Regions from separate parts of the Mus musculus genome. Here region 1 is linked to region 2. Evidence: chromatin contacts called from ENCODE Hi-C or POLR2A ChIA-PET data. All regions are on one chromosome and are shown on one strand. The core of a region is the stretch at or near the end of the contact, and the rest is flanking DNA. Distances in the headings are between cores, read along the strand shown.

Region 1 (2,711 bases), core at 13-2,512, 41 kb after region 2:
ATCCATCTCACTCTGAGATGCTTCCTGCAAGGAACTCATCTCTCCCTTTGGAAATAGGGCCCCAGGCTGACACCCTCACCCCCACCCCCGCCAATGCCCAACAGAGATCAGCACAGAGTTAGTACTGTATGTATGATTCTTCTCTGGGTCCCTGACACGCAGTGCCAATCCAGTTGCACGGCATAGACTGGGCAACTCTGATGAATAAAATAACCAGCTGCCAGATGGGGATTCGGGGATTTGCTAGACTGGGCTTTTTCCCTCCTCCGTGTCCCTGCAACCCCAAGTTCATCCCTGGGTCTCACCCTCAGAGTCTGTCCCCTGCCAGCCCATGAAGCTCCCCAAGGCAGGATGGGATCTGACTGTTTCTGTGCCTGGAGCATGGGGCCTGCACAGAGGAGGTCTCAGTGAATGTCTGTGGAGTGAGGGAATGAATGGATGAATGAGCGGGAGCAGTATGGAGGAGGGGAGATGAAGACAAGGAGATGGAGAAGCCCCAAGGCTCAAGTGGAACGGAGGCGGGAGGCGCGATGTTGGCCTCGAGTAAGGATCGGGAAGCGGCGGGAGAGACTTCGATAAAGGTTCAGATCGATGTCGGTGGAGGGATTGAGAGCGCGTGGCGTGGGATGAAAATGAAGAAGAAAAGGGTCAGGCAGGGGATGGAGTGAGATGGGGGTGGGGCTCAGGAATGAGAAAGGGGCTGTTGGGAGCAGGAGGTGGTGGTCGGGAGGGTGACTGGGGATGAGGATGCTGAGGAGGGCGCTGGAGTGGGGGCTGGTTTCCAGGGAGCCTCGGCAGACGCCTGCAGGGGGGAAGCCCTCATGGGGCGCGCGGGTCCTTCCCTGAACCAGCCCCCTTTTCTCAAGTCCGGATCCTCCGCCACTGTCACCCCTTTTTCAGGGCCCAGAAGGGGGAGGGAGGAAATGTGCGCTGAGGGGGCGGGGTCGAGGCCCGGGCCGCGACCCAGGACCGCACCGAGGTGGAGACCGTAGGGGACCGCGAGGAAGGGTGAGGGGCGGCGCGCAGGCCGCGGGCTCGGGCGGGGCCGGGGGCGGGGCGCGCAGGGCGGGGCCGCGCGGACAGACTGGCACGCGGACACACAGACTGATGGCCCCGAGGGCCCCTCACCACCATGGTCGCGGTAGCCTCCTCAGACCCCGGCGGCTTTCGAGCCCTCGTTCGCAGTCCTCGCCACCGCCGCCTCCGCCGCCATGGTGACACAAAGGGGAGGGCGTGAGGCGCGCGCGGGCGGTCGCAGGCTCCTCCCCTAACGGCTGCCGGGGGGGTCTCTGGCGCGCGCCCCATGAGGGGCGGGCCAGCGGGCACGCGGAGGCCCTTCTCATTGGCTCCAGTTTTGGCCTGAGGGCTACGCCCCGCCCACAAGGCGGCTGCTTATTGGCTTTGAGTGCTGCTCTACTTCCCGCCCCCATCCCCGCCCCGTCTCTCCAGTCCCACCCCCCGAAGTTTGACAGCGCCACGCCCATGGATGGTTGGCATTGGCTGTCAGGGCCCTCCTGAGATAAAACCCTGTATTCTTTATGCTCCGCTGCCGCCACTTCTCTCCTTAAGCAGCCTGCCCTTTCCTCCCGCGGTCGCTCCTCGGACGTGCTTCATTGGGTTCGCCTACGACTATCCCCCACAAGCAGCCTTTTCGAAATGCGGGTCCTCCAGTCCCCACGCTGTCAGTCCTGATCCTGACCCCGCCCACAAGCTTTTTGATCTCGCACACCCCGCTGTGTCCCCACCCTAGGCTCTGTGCGACTTGGCCTCCCCCTATTCACTGGACATCTTTCCTTGTTTCCCTATATTCGCTTATTTGAGGCTAGCCTTTGACATCTTTTTCTAGGAAAAGCTTCTGTATGGAATGCTATGACATTCATGCCTCTCAGAAAGCCAGGTGCAGTCTTTTTTCTTTTTTTAAACGATAGAGAAGTGCCTAGAAAGCATTGCAGCCACACCCTTTCCGGAAGGATGCTTTCACTGATCTGGACCTGAGCAGGCCTCTCGTTTCGGTAGCACGCTCCCGGTCCAGGCTTTTAAAGACTTTGATTATTTAATTCGGGGATATACCAATAATCAAAAAAAAAAAAAATACAGCCTTACCCATATGGAAGCTCAAAGGCTAGTATGAACTAGGTGATTTCGGTTTGTAATCTCAGCACTGGAAAAGTGGGTGCAGGAGAATCATGAATTTGAGGCCAGCTTGAGCTGCATAGTGAAAATCTGTCTCAAACAAACCAAATTAGGGACTGGAGAGATGGCTCAGCAGTTAGCACTGACTACTCTTCCAGAGTCCTCAGATTTCTACTCCCTGTTCCAAGCACCCACATGACTGTTCACCAGCTACAGCTCCAAGATGTCCAGAAGATGCTCTCTGTGGGCACTAGGCACACATGGAACCCCCAACATATACACAGGCAAAATACCTGTATGCATTAAATAAAAAAATTTAAAACCTCCAAATCAAAGGCTGATGGGGGAAGATAATGAACAAAATAAATATAAATATGTATCATCCGAGAGAAAAGCTAGTTGGGATGGCGAAATATGGAAAGTGCTGGGTGGGGGGAGGGAATAAGTGTAATGAGTGATGATGCTACTAAGTTTTGGGGGTGGTTTGTTACCCAGCCACAGTTAAGATGGCCTCGGTCAAGTAGGTAATCTCAGCTTAAGTGTGACTTCCTCGGGCAGCCTTCTAGTGCCCCCTCTTA
Region 2 (2,700 bases), core at 145-2,644:
GGAGTTCAAAGCCAGCCTGGGTATGAGACTCTGTTTGTTTGCGTGTTTGTTTGTTTTAATACTGTAGTGGAGATGGAAAGAAGATTCCATAGACTTGAGCCCTGGTTGCTCTTCCAGAGGACCCACGTTCAGTTCCTAGCAACCATGCTGGTTGACTCAAGATTGTCTGTAACTCCAGCTCCTGGTGGATCTGAGGCCTCTCAGTGGGTACCTCCATTTATGTACACAGATTGACAGACAGACAAACAGACAGACAGACACACACAGGTAATTAAAATAATGAAAATTAAATCTTTTAAAAAATACTCTGCCGGGCGTGTTGGCGCATGCCTTTAATCCCAGCACTCGGGAGGCGGAGGCAGGTGGATTTCTGAGTTCGAGGCCAGCCTGGTCTACAAAGTGAGTTCCAGGACAGCTAGGGCTATACAGAGAAACCCTGTCTCGAAAAACCAAAAAAAAAAAAACCAAAAAAAAAAAACCTCTAAGGGGGGCATGTCATTGGAAATGGCTTTACAGTGCACACCTTGCAGACTTGGCAGATCAAAGAAAAAATTAAAACAAACAATCCAGGGCTGGAGCGATGGCTCCACAGTTAAAAGTACTGGCTGCTCTTGCAAAACACTGAAATTAGGGTTCCAGCAACCACTTGGCAGCTCACAACCCTCTACGGCTCTAGTTCCAGAGGATCTAATGCCCTCTTCTGGCCATTGTGGGCACTGCAGGCATGTGGTACTCAGCCGTTTGTTATGCAAAACACGCATACATATAAAATAAAAACAAACAATCTTTTATTTGTTTAAAAAAATAAATAAAAGACTTGGTGTCACATGACAGCTCACTTTTTCATTGCTGAAGAGTACCCATTGCCTGGGTCCCTCTGCACCCACCTCAATGCCTCACCCAGTCCCGTTTGGTGGACATTTGGGTTGTTTTTTTCCTGATGCCCATGTTCAAGTTCTGCAAACTACATGTTTAGGATGGACAGCAGGGCTGTGGTCTGTGTGCAGTTTAAGTGTACACAAGAACTGTGCAGTGCTCCTCCCTGAAGGATAAAAATCATCGCAACAAGAGAGAGGATGTTACTTAGCTAAGATTGCAAATCCCGGCTGCCTTGAACCTGGAGTTCCCTGCTCTCGGGCCCAACTGCTTATTCAGCAATGCAAGCTGGACAGCTGAGATCTGTCGTACTGTCAGGCTGAAAGGTTATTGGGGGCTGTCACTGGGGGCGTACATGTCCTGTTATTCTGACCTCTGTCCCTAACCATTAATTATTAACCCTCCACCACCACCCCAAGAGACTGCTATCCTAAAGATTTGCCCAGTTAATCAGTAACTGCCCCCCAGCTGGGCAAGGGGCATTTGGTACAGCTGCTATCTGCCTGGCCCCTTCCCCTAGTGTGGTGGTAACCAGGCACTTGCAATGATCTGGACGCGTCTGCCGCTGTATGGCCCCTCCAAGCCCTCTACAGGTGGCTGGCAGCCCCTGCGCTTTGATGGTGGGGCCTTCCATGTCAAGGGAACCGCAGAACTGGCACGGGCTTTGCTAGTGCTTCGCCTATGCGCCTGGCCCCCTTTGGTCACTCATGGACTAGCGGTGAGCAGTAGGCACAAGGTCTGGCCTGGAAGTCTCCCAGACCTGGCTCTGAGCATGTGTTCCCTGTCACCCAGTTTCAGGCCTGGTCTCAGCGACTCCTGGGATCCCGGCTCTCAGGCGCACTTCTTCGAGCATCCATCTACGGGCAGTTTGTGGCCGGGGAGACAGCAGAGGAAGTGAGGAACTGTGTCGGGCAGCTGCAGGCCCTGGGACTCCAGCCCCTGTTGGCAGTACCCACCGAGGAGGAACCAGACTCCACTGCCAAGACCAGGTGAGTAGAGAGAGGAAGGGTAGAAGGGAGGATGGAGTGGGCAGGAAGGGGGCTCTGGAAGCTGACCTCCACTGGCCGGGCAGTGAGGTCTGGTATGAGGAGAACCTTAGCGCCATGCTGCGCTGTGTGGACTTATCCCGAGCCCTCGTGGACGCCCACGGCCCAGCCAGGAACAGCCTCATGCAGCTGAAGGTGACCGCGCTAGCCAGCACTCGGCTTTGTGTAAGTGACAAGTGAGATGGGGGTGGCGATGTGGGGGTGGCTGCCCACCAGGACACCCTCACCATGCCAGCCACCAACCCATTTCAGAAAGAGCTGTCGGCTTGGATCCAAAGACCCAGAGGCTCCTCGGAGCTGAGCCCTGAGAGGCTGGCAGAAGCCATGGACTCGGGTCGGGTAAGGAATGCAGGTGCTCCTCACTGAGGATATGGTTGGCCTGGATAAACATGGGACTCTTGGAGTTCTAAGGGAAGTGTGGGGGTGAAGAGCTATCCAGAGAAGGGATCAGACCAACAGCGCTTTCTCCACAGAGGGCAGGACACGAATAAGACCTGTTGGTCAGTTGCTGAGCATGGTCGTGCATGCCTGTAATCTCAGCACGTGGGAAGCTGAAGCCTGGGCTGTAGAGTGAGACTTGCCTCAAAAGCACTGGCTGGAGAGATGGCTCAGCAGTCAAGAGCCCTCTTGCAGAGGACCAAGGTTTGGTTTTCAGCACCCGCATGGTGATTCATAGCAATCTACAACTCCAGTTCCAGAAAATGCAGCCGTCTCTCCTGACCTCCATAGGTGCCAGGCACACCTGTAGTGTGCATACAAGCATGCAGGCAGAACATCT

What was found. A loop is a pair of places that touch in the nucleus more often than their neighbours do. ChIA-PET counts read pairs that join two places held with the same protein, here RNA polymerase II (POLR2A).
Region 1: a map of left cerebral cortex shows a loop between it and region 2 (2.1-fold over the local background). The contact joins the promoter of Arhgap33 here to the promoter of Prodh2 in region 2. A Hi-C loop is called at or near these places in 5 of 37 maps with a recorded cell type or tissue (Patski, heart, left cerebral cortex and 1 more). POLR2A ChIA-PET finds 5 or more read pairs at or near these places in 2 of 5 experiments (Patski and embryonic stem cell).

The regions. Positions count from the first base shown.
Region 1 is chr7:30,533,798-30,536,508 of GRCm38, forward strand. Arhgap33 (Rho GTPase activating protein 33) reads right to left here and starts at 1,263. Exons shown (of 22, transcript NM_178252.3): 1 at 1,129-1,263; 2 at 306-415. The coding sequence starts at 383.
Region 2 is chr7:30,492,264-30,494,963 of GRCm38, forward strand. It overlaps Prodh2 (proline dehydrogenase (oxidase) 2), which reads left to right and starts at 1,395. Exons shown (of 10, transcript NM_019546.5): 1 at 1,395-1,594; 2 at 1,669-1,865; 3 at 1,949-2,087; 4 at 2,175-2,261. The coding sequence starts at 1,421.